Linked DNA regions of Homo sapiens: region 2 is linked to region 1. The links are chromatin contacts, found by Hi-C or POLR2A ChIA-PET in ENCODE. All regions are on one chromosome and are shown on one strand. The core of a region is the stretch at or near the end of the contact, and the rest is flanking DNA. Distances in the headings are between cores, read along the strand shown.

Region 1 (7,817 bases), core at 2,545-5,044:
TCAGTCTGGCCATCAAGCCAGACCCTGTCTATCCAAAAAATAAAATAATTAGCCGGGCATGGTGGCAAGCAACTGTAATCTTAGCTAATCAAGAGGCTGAGGCAGGAGGATTGCTTGAGCCCATTAACTGGAGATTGCAGTGAGCCATGGTCACACGATTGGACTCCAATCTTGGCAACAGAGTGAGGCACTGTCTCAAAAAAGAAAGAAGAAAAGAAAAGAAAAAAGATGAGGTTCTTCCTCTCAGAGGCCATCTGGAGTGGTTCTCAAATCTGACTATTTGTAAGCTTCATACGGAAAGATTTAAAAAAATCCTGATGCTCAGGATGCATCCTAGACAATTAAATCAGAATCTATCTTTCAACCTACCTCAAATGATTCCAATGTGTAGCCAAGGGAAAGAACCACAGCCCTAAGTGTGAGTTTATGAGACTGGGCTATCTGCCATTTCCAAATCTCATCAGAGCCCAAGGAGGGGTAGAGAGAAGTACATGTTATGGGGAGAGAAGTTGGGTATCCCTCCCTCTGCCAGGCCAACCTGCACTTTTAACTCGACCCCACTGTCACTTGGTAGTTAAATGAATGCATACTCTGGGTGATGTTTGTAGGGAAAAGAAAGAGAGATCAGACTGTTACTGTGTCTATGTAGAAAGGGAAGACATAAGAAATTCCATTTTGACCTGTACCCTGAACAATTGCTGTGTCCTGAGATGCTGTTAATCTGTAACTTTGCCGCAACCTCTTTGCCCTAACCTCTTTGCCCCAACCTTGAGCTCACAAAAACATGTGTTGTATGGAATCAAGGTTTAAGGGATCTAGGCCTGTGCAGGATATGCCTTGTTAACAAAATGTTTACAAGCACTATGCTTGGTAAAAGTCATCGCCATTCTCTAGTCTCGATAAACCAGAGGCACAATGCACTGCGGAAAGCCGCAGGGAACTCTGCCCTGGAAAGCCGGGTATTGTCCAAGGTTTCTCCCCATGTGATAGTCTGAAATATGGCCTCATGGGATGAGAAAGACCTGACCGTCCCCCAGCCTGACACCTGTGAAGGGTCTGTGCTGAGGTGGATTAGTAAAAGAGGAAAGCCTCTTGCAGTTGAGATAGAGGAAGGCCACTGTCTCCTGCCTGCACCGGGAACTGAATGTCTCGGTATAAAACCCGATTGTACATTTGTTCAATTCCGAGATAGGAGAAAAACCGCCCTATGGCAGAAGGCGAGACATGTTGGCAGCAATGCTGCTTTGTTATTCTTTACTCCACTGAAATGTTTGGGCGGATAGAAACATAACTCTGGCCTACGTGCACATCTAGGCATAGTACCTCTCCTTAAACTTAATTGTGACACAGATTCCTTGGCTCACATATTTTCTTGCTGATCCTCTCCTTATTATCACTCTGCTCTCCTACCACATTCCTCTTGCTGAGATAGTGAAAATAGTAATCAATAAAAACTGAGGGAACTCAGAGACCAGTGCCTGTGTAGGTCCTTGGTATGCTGAGTGCCGGTCTCCTGGGCCCACTGTTGTTTCTCTATACTTTGTCTCTGTGTCTTATTTCTTTACTCAGTCTCTCTTCCCACCTGACGAGATATACCCACAGGTGTGGAGGGGCAGGCCACCGCTTCAATGTTTGGGCTTTCTCAATAGGGTCTCATCCTCCATTCTTACCGACCAGAAGAAAAGTTGTGGTTGGTCAAAATCTGAGACATTAATGGGGCCACATTTTGGGGGTGTACCTCAAAAGCAGAGACCAAGCTTCATTCTTTCTCCTGTATTTCTAGCACTTGGGTGAACTGGACCATTTTTCTCTGGCCAGGCCACTTGCCTTAAAGTGGTGGGCTCAGGAACGTTGGCCCCCTGTGTCTCAGTATCTCTGCACCCGGAACAGGGTCTCTGAGAATCTCCGGATTGGAAAGTAGAGAACTTTAGCCCCAGGCCTGGGCCTTGCCTCCAGCACAGACTCCCAGAGGTTATTAGGCCTTCAGCTGGTGCTTCCTAAGTAGAAGGGTATTGTTTCCTATCCAGTCACCGATCCTTTTGTGTGCCCTCCCTTGGTTCAGAATCCCAAAGAGAATGAATGGGAGAACTCGAGTTCTAAATTCTGTCTTAGAAGCACTCAAATACAGTTTGTAGGGAGACTCCAAACTGGTCTCTCACTACCCTGACAGCCTAAAAACGCAGCTGGAATTTTGCATTCTCTTCCCCTAACCAATTAGTATATGCATTTCAAATACTATGCATAATATGCATATTAGTATATACAAGATAGGCTAAACACTGTGTGAAACTAAGAAGGTAAACCCTCTCCTAGCTTACAAACAATTGGTACAATTAAAAATATTTGACAATGGTGAAGGCATGGGCAATGGCTATTTACAAATCAAAATATAAATATTTTAATATTTTAGTAATAGGCGTGGTGGTACCAGTGTGTCTCAGTTAAATAGTAGTCTTGCCCCAAAGCGCTTTTGAATGCTTTGCCACCTATGCATCAGTGGATTCAGGAATGTAATGAGAGTTCTCAAAAGTAATGGAAGCAAAGCCAAGCAAGTCTCCCACTCCACACATCTTGCTTTTCCCTTTCTGTGTTGAGCTTTGGATCTTCCACAAAGGGGACTGGGTGCCCCTGCGGAAGTCCAGCCAGGGAGTAGTCAGACCTGGGGGGAGAGGATGGATTACAAGCCTGAATTTGCCTTCCCTACCAGACAAGCTCTGGCTTGAGGAATAGAGAAGTGAAAGAAAAAAGAGGTGCTTCGACTCAGTTGGAGACAGGGAGGGTTATGAGTGGAGTGAAGACAAGGCTCTTAATTCAAGCTGCCTCAAATTACATTTGTCCACACACGCAGCAAAATGCTGCTTAAAAAATAAATGAGGTTAATTTCTCTTTACGGGTTCCCTTTCATCTCAGGGTTTCAAAGCACTTTGCCACAAAAGATCCTTTATCTTCACAATTCTTTTTTTATCTAAATATAAACAGAGGGCCCTAAGTTTATATTTAAAGTTCAGTAAAGCCCTAAACTTTGGAAAGAAAAGGTACTTTAAAAATTCTTTTATCATTATAAGATCCAAGTAGCCAATCAAGGACCACACAGACAGAAAATCCACATTCAGATGAAAGGCCACACCTCTGCTCAGATGACCTGCGTGCTAATTAAAATCACAATTAAAACAAGCAGAGGGGATGGAGAGTGGTGACTTAACTTGCCCTTATCCCAGCAGATACACTCACAACTGACTCACACAGGATACATCGGATTTTCTCCAGCAGGCATTTGGAAAAAAGCAAAGAAGAAATTCTAGTTTTAGCTGCCCTCCATCTACTAACCCAGTAAACTCCATCCCTGGGTCGGTGACACATCCCTGACTCGCAGCCACCTCAGCAGAGCCCCATTCCGTGCAGGAAGAGCCAGCTTGGCCTCCTGGTGATGGGAATGTTGTTTGCATATGCATTTTTTCAGCAAAAGAAAGTCTCAAAATCTCCCTGGTTCCAGGGTGTGAGTCATTAGTGGGTGTTTGTTTTTTGGGTTCTGAGTGTGAGTCACCACCTTTCCTGCTGTTGGTCTTCTCAATCCTAGGGTAACAACTAAAAAGCGATGACTAGAGATGCCTGTGATGCTTAAAAGCGGACACCTGGACATTATTCATTTGGCAATTGTATCAACAATTAATTTTAAAGTTTGTTCTTTTCTCTGTAAACAAGTGTATAACGTTTATAAATAACAGTGGGAAAGAGGAAGGTGGGGGAAGGGAGAGAAACAAATCTAAAAAGGATATGACTGAGGTAAACGGAAGTAGAGTCTAGTCAAAGCCAAAATAGACAACTGCCTGTTTGTCAGCTAGAGGAGGGCCGGGGCTGGTGATGTTGACCAAACTCTATACATGAACAAGCATCTGATGCTGCTCTCTAGGACTTTTCCTCATTAGCCTGGGAGTGTGCGTCGGGAGGGCAGTCAGGAGGGACTGCCAGTGTTAACCATCAACTCTAGAATCTGAAAGAACAACATGGCTTTGAAATGACATCTTCCGGCCGGGTGCGGTGGCTCACGCCTGTAATCCCGGCACTTTGGGAGGCCAAGGCAGGCAGATCACAAGTTCAGGAGTTCGAGACCAGCCTGACCAACATGGTGAAACCCCGTCTCTACTAAAAATACAAAAATTAGCCAGGTGTAGTGGCATACGCCTGTAATCCCAGCTACTCAGGAGGCTGAGGCAGGAAAATCACTTGAACCTGGGAGGTGGAGGTTGCGGTGAGCCGAGATAGCACCATTGCACTCCAGCCTGGGAGACAGAGTGAGACTCTGTCTCAGAAAAAAAAAAAAGAAAAAAAAAAAGGACATCTTCCTGATGTTCCTCCCATTGGTGCTATGCCTGGTACCGTTTAGTACTGGGAAAGGACCTCAAGACCACCCAGAATTCTACAATGGAGAATGTTCTATAAAGTCACGGTGTCATGCCAGGACCAGGAACCAAAAAACAGCAGCTTGAAAACCAGTGATTTGACAATTTGGGCTACCCTAACGGCTAGTTTTTATTTCAGTGACATTGGGCAATAAATCAAGCCATTTAAGATGGTTGAAAGAAATCAAGATGACCACACACACACACACACACACACACACACACACACACACACAGAGCAGGTTTTGAGCTCATGGAGGACTCAACCTGGATTTGACTCAGAGAAGGCATTTGGCCACAGGCATTTCAGTTTGCTTTCAGAAAGTGAGGAATTACAAATGAAAAAAAGCTCTGACTTTTCAGCTGGTTTGAGTGTGGAAATCAAAGCTTGGCTTTTTTCTACCCAGAGGAGTCTAGGTACTCTGTGTCATTTCTAGTATATAATTACAATATATCTGTATGCCCACATATTGTCACTATATTAGGTATTTTACAAAGCCCAGAAAAACAGAGCCTCTGTCCTGGTGTTCCAAATGTTAGTCAACCTATTTAAACTCTTGGTAACAATGCTGAGGTAATGAAAATGAACTCAGCTGCCACTGTTGGCACAGACACAGCGGAAGGAAGAAGTATTATTTGATTCAAAGCATTCTCATTTAGGGGAGAAAAAATTATAATGCATATCACCACTAAGTGGAAAATAAAGATTATAAACTTGGAGTTGTATTCCTGAGACCTTGACATTTTAAAATAAAAGGCTTCAGTGTTTGCAGAATATTTTTTCATTAATGTCTCAGTTACTTGTTTTTAAGGATAATTATTTGTGGATATTACAAAAGAACTTCCTGAACTACCCATTTACTTGTGGGCATATACATTTGAAAGATGCCCCAGGCCCATTCCAAAGCAAAACAACACACACACCTAATTGTGACTTTATGCCTAACTAGCCTGGTATTCATGACACATCTTTAAAAATTCTCTCAAAAAAGTGACCAGTTGTTTGGCTCCTGCCTTTAATCCCAGCTCTTTGGAATACCAAGACAGGAGGATTACTTGAGGCCAGGAGCTTGAGAGCAGCCTGGGCGACATAGTGAGACCCTGTCTCTACAAAAAGGTTAAAAATTAGCTAGATATGGTGGTGTGCGTCTGTAGTCCCAGCTACTCAGGATGATGATGTGGGAGGATCACTTGAGCCCAGGAGTTCAAGCTTGCCCTGAGCTACAATTGCACCACTTCACTCCACCCTGGGCAACAGGGCAAGACCCTGCCTGTAAAAAAAAAAAAAAAAAAAATTAAAATTAAAATTCTATGAAAAACATGAAGACCTGGGATCAGACTCTGGCAGACTGACTTGTTAACACTTTTTCAGAAGAATTCTGCTCTTATCTCACTTAACCTTGGGTATCTTTTCTCAGAAAAGTGACTGATGAGATGTTCTCAAATCTTATGACAACCCATCAAGTTGCTTCCATGCTCATTCAGCTCAAGATATCCAAGAAGTCGGTACCTAGGGGCCATGTCTTTGCTGTCATCCTGATTCTTTAGCTGTAGATTATCAGTGTGCCTGTCCCAAGTCAGGCTAGTTTGGCAGAGAATCCCATATTCTCTTGTATGAGAGCATGGGGTGTGAAATTTGGAGATGTGGTGTTCCTTGCCATATGGAGGAAGCCAATTTTCAGAAAGAAAAAAAAAGAGCTCACACTTGGAGAGATGAGACAGAGAAAGTGCTGGCTGCATTTCAGTTTCTGGTTCTATTTGTCCCTAAGATCATTCAGCTTGCCACTTAGGGATAACATATGCCAGAATACTTTTTAAAGATGATCACCACTACCTTCTCCTTTTTTTTTTTTTTTTTTTGAGACAGAATTTCACTCTTGTTGCCCAGGCTGGAGTGCAATGGCGTGATCTCCGCTCACTGCAATCTCTGCCTCCTGGGTTCAAGCGATTCTCCTGCCTCAGCCTCCCGAAATAGCCGGGATTACAGGCACCCGCCATCACGCCCAGCTAATTTTTTTGTATTTTCAGTTGAGATGGGGTTTCACCATGTTGGCCAGGCTGGTCTATGAACTCCTGACCTCAGGTGATCCGCCCTCCTCGGCCTCCCAAAGTGCTGGGATTTTAGGCGTGAGCCACCGCGCCGGCCTTTTCGTTTTGTTTTGTTTTGTTTTTGGCCTAAGCTACTTCAGGTTGGGTTTCTAAAATACTGATCAAATTGATTATGAAAAAAAGTATCAAGATCAACACCATTTTTTTCTTAAGGAAAATTAGACCCAAGGGACTGTAGAAAGATATTTATTTACATTGGTAAGAATCTTTCAACAAATGACTGGAGAGCATGCAAATAGAATGTGCTACCTGAGTGCTACTACAGGGCTTTAAGACCAGAGAATTATTATTATTTTTTATTTTTTTTATTTATTTATTTGAGACAGAGTCTTGCTCTGTCGCCCAGGCTGGAGTGCAATGGCACTATCTAGGCTCACTGAAACCTCCAGCTCCTAGGTTCAAGCGATTCTCCTGCCTCAGCCTCCCGAGTAGCTGGGTTACAGGTGCCCGGCACCACGCCCGCTAGGTTTTGTATTTTTAGTAGAAGCAGGATTTCACCATGTTGGCCAGGCTGGTCTCGAATTCCTGGCCTCAGGTGATCGGCCTGCCTTGGCCTCCCAAAGTACTGGGATTACAGGCATGAGCCACTGCGCCTGGCCCACCAGGGAATTATTTTTAAGACCAGAATTATTATTATTTCTGTCCTTCTAGGAGATTGAAATCTTGTTGATATGATAGAATTAGCTTTGCTTCCATGGGAACTTCTTGTTTACTGTATATTACCCACCACTTGTGTAGTCACAAGGCAGGAATATGGGCTTTGTTTTTTGATGTAGCTAAGCACCTAGGACAATGCTTTTTATATAGTTGGCCTGCAAGAAAAATTTGCTAAATGGATGAACTAATGTTTGTTCACATCTTATTCCTGTTAGGTATATTAGTTCTTATATGAATGACAGAAGAAACAATGAAATTGAAGGAAAGGAAGATGAACGCTAAGGTAATTAGGACAAAAAGCAAGCTCAAATGTCACAGGAAAACTATTTTTAAATTTAACAATTTGGAAAATTTTGCTAACACTTCTGTTTCAGTCATTGATCATAGATGAACCAAAGGTATTTCTCTCCATCCCACCTCTATTTAATTTCTGTTTTATGTACTGCTAGTTACAGTCTTTTACATATTCTTTCCTTTCCTTAGTAATAGCACCCCTTCAATTTTAGCTAAGCAAATGGGAGTACAGCCAAAAACCGTATTTTCCAACCTGCTCCCCCTGCCCAGGCTTCTGGGATGGTGAGTTCTGATCCTCCCTTGTACGGGGGGACGATCGTCATTTCACAGTGGAAGATTATGGTGCCCCCAGTGTCT
Region 2 (7,817 bases), core at 1,672-4,171, 220 kb before region 1:
CCAAAGAAATATTATGGTAATTTTGAAATTAGAAGTAACTGAGGGTTAGATGAAAAGACTAAATATTTCCAGTCAGGAAATAAAAAGAAAATTTTAAACTGCAATTTGCCTTTCCAGTTTAAATTTTTAAATAATGCCTTCTATCCAGGATTCTCTTCAACATGTTATTTCACACTTATTTATCAAGAAATTGTATTAAGTAGTTGACAAAGTAACTGATTATTTTGCATCCTTACCACCTAAATTGCTATAGTAGCAGAACTGGAAAGTATATTAGAATACACTACTTACCTTTCTGCTAAACTAGCCAGAGCCAGAAGGGAACCCAATAGAACATTAGTATCTCGGGCACCAAGTAAATTTACTAATGTCTGAAAAATGAAGTAAAATAAAGTTTAATTATATAAGTACTACAAGCTTCTTTTTTCAACATTAACATTAATTTATTTTCCATTACCAGCTGCTTGAATGACAAAATGCTTCCCTCTTAAGATCATATAGGCTTAACTGTTTTTTTTTTTTGCTTAGTAGTTTATAATGTATGTGCATATACAATTAAGCACAAACTATATATAATGTTAAAGCTGCTCTCTCTTATGTTTTTTTCTTAATGTTATCTACTGAAATTTTTTCATGGCATTAAATATATCTTTATAAACACTTTTTGTCAATATAATCAAGTTGTTTATTTTATTATGGCTTTACCCATAGAATAGTGAAAAAAATTATGCCCTATCAAGCCTTATGCAGCTTCCTTTTTATTTTTTGCAGTCAATATAAAAGTTTATCTTAAAAAGAGTTTTATTAAACATTCAAAATATCCAGTTCTTTACAGATGGCAGGAGTCCATCTCTCCTTACTTTGGAACTCTTGATAGTAACCTCTTGTAGCCATTCCTTGCCCAGGACAGGAAGAAAAGGCATCAAGCTACATGACCAGCCTGGTTCTCATACATCCTTCTATTTCCATGTGCCCAAGTATTCTCTCCCCCTTCTGATCCCACGCTGGGAAGAACCAGGAAGATTAATGACATAAATTACAATAGTGGTAGTGATCAGCCATTGAGAACTCACTTTGAGCCAGGCATTGTGCTAGGCACTTTCCAAATTATGAAACGATTTTTCAACAAAATATTGAAACTTTCATTCTTTTGCCAAACTAAACAAGATATGAATACTATCGAGCATTCCATTTGCCTCCCAGATTTCTAATTGATGTTGAAAGTGCATCACTGATGCTCCCAAGCATCATCCTAACTAACATGACTTAGCTGGAAGTCTGTAGCTTGTCAGTGGCTTTCCCTGAATTCTCGTTAAGGCAAATTTTCTTATTTGGAAAATTCTCTACATTTTCAGAATGCGGAGTGCCCCTGAAAAGTGCCTCCCAAAATGTCTCAGGTCAGAGCTGCAACCTGCGCAACAACGGCTAAGGTAATTTTTATGTTTCCAGTATATGGATTTTTTGCCTTTATGATTTCATTTTATCTTAATGAAGTTATCATTATCTTTATTTGTCTGATCCTTTCCTCTTTTTCTTCTCTCTTTCTTCTCTGTCTTCTAATGTTTCCCAAACTTCAATCCATTACATATCATTTTCACATTTTTTGCCATATTCAACTAACATCTTTAATGTTAACTCAAAAAAATTTTTTCCAATTGTAAGCAATAATACCTGTGAAATAGCTGGCTACTGAAACAAAAAATGTTGACCTGTGTATCACCTAGAATCATCCTCTAGACCATGAGCAGCATGTGTTAACACATTTTAGGCAATCTTGCTCCCATATACACTAGAAAGTGGCTTCCCGGGATATGAAACTCAACAGGTTTCTGAAACTTGGCTCCACATGGCTACAGTCTAAACAGTTTTGCTATAAATATAGTCTGTTTTGACCTACAATGGCAATCATATATGGTTCAAACTAATATAGCCCCACATGCCATATGGAATTTATATGTATACATATGTACATTTTGTTTATTTCTGTTGACTTATTTATAAATGCACACCTAGGGTGTATTTATACATAGCTGGGGCTTTTCAAATAATATTTAAGTAATAAACCTAGTTGGTATTAAATGGCATAGGAAAAAAAAGAAAAGAGTTCCAGAAAACTTGTATTTATTATATCTCTATTAACTTGTAATGCTGGTAAAGAATATAAAAGGGTTGACAAAGATCCACAATCTCAGGCCAGGCTGGTAGGTTTGTGGATTCTAATTACACATGACTTAACCGCAAAGGCTCTGAACTTCCCTAATGTGAACTATTGCCATAGGGAGCTGAAGCATTAACTCTTTCAGGGGCCACTCACCTTGTGGGCTCCACTTGTGGTGACCCATTCTCTTTGATCTTTGACTGCAGCAAGTTTTTGAAAAATATCTATAAAGGAAAGAAAGAGCGCAAAGAGGCATCCAGAGATTAAAGGGGGAGTACTTCCAGGAGCACAGATCTGCAGTGCATATGGGCAGGCAGAGAAAGGTCAAAGGGAACACAGCACAAAAGGAACAACAGATGCAGGAGCAGCATGGCTACTTTTTTACCCCAAGAATTACTCCTCAAGCTCCACTGGTATTTATTTTCTAATATTATTGTAATAATGAAATATAAAAATACCAAAAAAGGCAAACCTCTCTTTCCACTTGAAGTTCCTTAACATCATTACCAGTTCAAAGTGAGGCCTATTCTTCAAAGATCCTCTCTGTGAAGATTTCAACTTATAAAGAAGAGAGGGAAGGCCAGCAAATGAGAGGAACCTGCACGTTTCCTCAGCTGAGGAAAATAGTCATCCTCAAAGAGACTTCCTAGTGCCCAGGGCTTGCCATAAACTCTTCTCTCCCTGGATCTGAGAATCACTGTGCTGCTCCACAAGCAGATATGAAGAGCCAGTCCAGTCACACAAAGAAAACGGACAGGCATCCCACACGGCAGGACGTCTGTGACTCATCAAAGCTGGAGTGCAGGACAGCAGGGCTGGGAAGAGCCTCCAACGGGAGAAGATTGAGTGACTAAGGAATACCTCACACTCACAGTCCAATGTTTTCACATTCGCAGCATCAGATAAGGTTTGTTGTTATTTTTCTTTTTCATGCTCTGGATGTTTCAGATTCTATGAGGTAGGCAATCATGATTAACCCAACTTTATAGAAAAAAAACTGGATAGTCTCTGACATTTTAACAGAAATAAAAAGACGCAAAAATAGATTTTACCAAAATTTGCTTTTATGGAAGCCTCTCTTGCATTAAATAAATTGTGCTTTTCAAGGTAAAGGTTGTAATCTAAACATCTTTCTTCTGGCTGTATGTTGCCACTGAATATAACAATTGGCCTGGATGCTCAACACCTGAGCTGTGTGTGCGAACATTAATAAATATTTAAAGTATCCTTGTTTCCTGCTGCAAACACCATACTGCTTTTTCTAGCAAGTCCACAAAAATGGCTGTGTCCCTGCAATAACACTTACATGTCATGTTGACCAGCTTGTCCACAGTGTGCTGCTCTTCTCCATAGCCGAGGTACTCATTGGCTACAATCTCCATATACTGCATGAAGGACCAAACCAACAAGCCAGTCAGGACACCAAAAGCACCCAAGGAAGCAAGGAACAAGATGCTGCAGTTCTTAAAATAAACTGTAGGTGGCAAAACAGATTCATCAAATAATACTCTCATGCTCCTGGAACAGTTATCGCTCAAGTGCAAAAGGTGACTGGGTTTCTAGATTCTTTGGCTTCTCTTGCGTGCTATGAAGTTGAGGGAAAGACCATCTCAAGACTCTATAAACTCTCAAAAGTCTCAAAATGACTCTTAACTAAGTAAGTTTGTTGTGTAATTTAGTATCCAAATACAAGATACATATAAGATACATAATACATAGTATATAGAATGTTTATTCTTCAATGTATCTTTTTAGGAGAATTTTTTATAATACATTGTATATATTTTACTGACGTATATAAGCTCTGAATATATGTCTAACCAGCATACATGCAGTTAGCAATAATCAGAATAAAATGCGTACTGAGTAGTCTGATAATTCTCACTGTGGATAATGATTATAATAAGAAACAGGCTCAGGGAAACAGGTAATTTCTAATATTATAATGGAAGTTAAAATGGATAAGAAGATGCTTTGTAACATAATCTTATGAAATATTAAGTTATTAAATGAGGTACACCTCTAGTCAATTTAAAAGGTTCTTGAAAACAAAAAATAAACATGAATCAATTTTCTAAGAATATAATAAAATAAAGTAGATTTAATGTTAAATTGCCACCAACTTAATCTTCCATTAATTATTCAGAATGAGTTTGCAGGGCCACATGTTTATTATGAAAATCATTCTTTCTGTAAACATTATACAGGTTTTAGGAGACTAGCCTGTTCCAACTCAAAAACGTGATCAGAAATTTTGTTTTATTCCAGCCTGGCCAACATGGTGTAACCCTGTCTCTACTAAAAATACAAAAAAAAAAAAAAATGATCCGGGCATGGTGGCGCATGCCTGTAATCCCAGCTACTTGGGAGACTGAGGCACAAGAATCACTTGAACTTGGGAGGCAGAGGTTGCAGTGAGCTGACATCACACAACTGCACTTTAGCCTAGGTGACAAAGTGAGACCCTATCTCAAAAAAAAAAAAGAAAAAGAAAGAAAAAGAAATTTTGTTTTATTGTATTAATAAATGCAAGCCTCTGAGTTGCTCAGTATATATATTCACTTGCTTACCCTCGCTCAGTAGTTAGCAAAGCAGAAAAATAAATAAGGTCAAGATCATTCCTTTCTTTGTCATCTATTTATTAGTATTTTAGTGAGCACAGTAATCATTTTCTTGTTTGAAAATGTTTTGAACATCTTCATAATCAGTTTATTATCTTGCCAGGCCCAGTGGCACACACCTGTAATCCCAGCTACTCAGGAGGCTGAAGCAGGAGGATTGCTTGGGCCCAGCATTTTGAGACCAGCCTAGGCAACATAGTAAGACACCGTTTCAAATATATATGCATATATATATACATATTTCTTTTCCTCCCACCATATGGTATATACAATGCTAAGGGCTTCAGCCTTCCAGCCATCGCCCCTTTTGTTGTTGTGAGGCGGAGTTTCGCTCTGTTGCCCAGGCTGGAGTGCAGTGGTGCAACTTCAGCTCACTGCAACCTCCGCCCCCCAGGTTTAAGCAATTCTCTGCCTCAGCCTCCCGAGTAGCTGGGATTATAGGCACCTGGCACCATGCCTGGCTAATTTTTGTATTTTTAGTAGAGACGGGGTTTCACCATGTTGGCCAGGCTGGTCTCAAACTCCTGACCTCAGGTGATCCACCCACCTCAGCTTCCCAAAGTGCGAGGATTACAGGTGTGAGCCACCGCACCTGGCTGCCTATTTCTTATTATTACTAGCTAAAGACATGTGACCTTTTATAGCACTTTCTCATTTCATCAGGCTGAGTAAAGTGAGCCCAATTAGCCAGAACAAAATGTGGTGGGTTCCTCCCTGCTCTGTGAGTATCATGCCTCACACTCACACTTAACGCTGTCTGTCCCTCTCTGGGGCAGACAGCATAACATAGGAAAGCCACCTTCTGTCACATACCCTTTTAATTCTTGCTCATAGCAGGCACAAAATGAAAAGGCAAGACCAGCCACCACAAAAGGAATCTTACCTGAGCTAGGTTTTCAATCCCACCCAAGCTATGGAGTATTTCCTAATAAAATAAAAGCAACAAAACACATGTAAATGATGAGGGTGGAGGGGGAAGTATATTTTACATGCAATTTCTTTACTAAGTTGTCATATTTATAATTATATTGTGAAGGTCTACATTCTAATATAAATACGGAAAACTTACAGTATGTCATTCATACTACCTTTAAAATAAACTATTAATAAATATGAAAGTTGGGTTGAGATCAAGAGAATAAATCTGTGCTCAGAACCGCAGCCTGCCCCTTCATTCTTCTTAACTCCTCCTGTGTCATCATAAAATGTTCGAGTTGAGAAGAGCCATTAGACACCATTTCATTCAATATTCTCATGTTACAGATGAGGAAAACCAAGACACAGAAAGAAAACCATTTTGCATAACTGACGAACCTGGATGAGTTCATCACCAAACTCCAAGAACCCTCCGCTAGGTCTCTGCCTAGTGTCCATGAACCAGCAGCACCCTCATTACCTGGGAGCTGAACAGAAATGCAGAATCCTGCACCCACCCCAGACCTACTCAATCACACTCCGTTTCAACAAGATCTCCAGGTCATACGTACGTACAGTACAGTTTGGGAAGCATTGCTCTAGGACAGAAAGAGTTTCTCAAAATTATTAGATGAATGATCTTATTAGACCCATGCTCTAAATAAATGTAAAGATAATTTTTGACAATGTCTCCTGATACAGGACTTTAAATTGTGAAATGGACCAGCCTAGAGATCTACTAATAGTAAGTGCTCTTAGGTTAGCCACATTGTCATTTATCTATAGACAAATATTCTCAGGTGGCTTTAACCTGCTTAATTACATCTGTATTGACATCTCTCTCCTTACTTAACATGCCCACAAGGAAGTTATTTGAAACATAAACAAGAGCCATAATTTCAATTCTGGGAAGTGCACAGGGACGAGTACATGAGCGTGGGAGAGAACAGTCTAGTTCTCCCATGAAGCCAGTGAGTGGGCAGACTGGGAAAAGGCACAGGGGCCTTTTTCTCTCAAGGCCTCCTGGGTCAAGGTTTCCATACTCTGTATAAAGTGAACTTGGAAATACTGAACACACTTACATCTAAATTAAATTTTAAAAGAACATTTAGAACTCAATTAAAAATAGTTCTATGACTACCTACTAATTTGAAGCCTCATCAATGCTATTCACTCTAGAAGAGCTATAATTAAAGAGCACGAGAATATTGTACATATGATCTCTATTTATGGTAGGAGGTTTTGTACACATAAAAATTAAAATAACATTTAAAACCAGTTATATTTATTCAACAAACATTTTTTCCATTCCACCTATGTAAAATCCTTGAGTTAGGCTCTGGAGACACACATATGTAGATGGCAGGAGTGCTCTTTGCTGAGCTGTAAGCAAGCATAAGGTGGGTATACAAACAACTAGAACTTAAGACAGAACGAGATAAGTGTTAAAAGTAAATTATACATGCAGTGTTACGAGGCGCCAGAATAGAGACACCTCATTCCTGCTGAGAGGACTAAGAGACACCTCATGTGGGTGGTGGTCTCTAAATGGGGACTGGAAGGATGGATGGATTTGCCAAGTAAAGATCGGGAAGAGGTGAAAATAAAGGAGATTCCAGCAAAGAGAATAGGAGGCTCAAAGGTGAATAGAAATTGTGCAGACAAAACATCAAGACATGCTGTAATTCCGAGAGAAGCAGTTCCGTAACTCCATGGAGGGCATTACTGGGAAAAAATGTTAGAAAATTAGGGTGGATTCACACTGTGGGAGGACTTAGATGTGAGCCTGAATTTGAACGTTTTCATGCAGACCGTGATACCCAATGAAAACGTGTGAGCAAGGGACTGGCCAGAATTAGCTGTGGGGACTTCCTTCTAGTCATAAAATGAACTGGAGATGGGGAGCGTATCAACTGGGAGCTCAGGTGGGGGTCAGTGACAGCAGGAGTAAGAATGGAGAGAAAGGGGTAGTATTTGAAGCGATATGATCAACGGAACATGAAGAAAGATTGGAAGAAAAGAAGCAAAGTCAAAGACATCAGTCTATTTAAGTGGGAGTGGCTGGGCACAATGTCATAATTAACTAACACAGGGGGAGAGAAAGGAATAGGCTGAGATAGAGC

The links. Hi-C counts contacts between places; a loop is a spot of excess contacts on that map. ChIA-PET counts read pairs that join two places held with the same protein, here RNA polymerase II (POLR2A). Pooled maps may share reads with other maps.
Region 2: a map of PC-3 shows a loop between it and region 1 (17-fold over the local background). The contact joins two enhancer-like sites. A Hi-C loop is called at or near these places in 3 of 168 maps with a recorded cell type or tissue (PC-3, mammary epithelial cell and sigmoid colon), 1 of 37 single-sample maps with no recorded cell type and 5 of 50 pooled maps. POLR2A ChIA-PET finds 5 or more read pairs at or near these places in 2 of 52 experiments (Panc1 and T-cell).

Annotation. Positions count from the first base shown.
Region 1 is chr3:27,530,642-27,538,458 of GRCh38, forward strand. No RefSeq gene overlaps it. Among named protein-coding and RNA genes, the nearest start is that of SLC4A7, 50 kb to the left of the region's middle. RefSeq lists enhancers at 1,963-2,905, 2,906-3,849 and a silencer at 3,217-3,511. Within about 2 kb of position 3,795, at least 26 of the 41 ENCODE cell types and tissues checked have a DNase peak (open chromatin) inside an H3K27ac peak, as active enhancers do; they include PC-3 and Panc1, where a contact is called at or near this core.
Region 2 is chr3:27,308,635-27,316,451 of GRCh38, forward strand. It overlaps NEK10 (NIMA related kinase 10), which reads right to left. Exons shown (of 36, transcript NM_001394966.1): 7 at 5,663-5,704; 8 at 3,465-3,543; 9 at 2,315-2,382; 10 at 292-371. Among named protein-coding and RNA genes, the nearest start is that of NEK10, 57 kb to the right of the region's middle. RefSeq lists an enhancer at 2,214-3,413. Within about 2 kb of position 2,922, at least 5 of the 41 ENCODE cell types and tissues checked have a DNase peak (open chromatin) inside an H3K27ac peak, as active enhancers do; they include PC-3 and Panc1, where a contact is called at or near this core.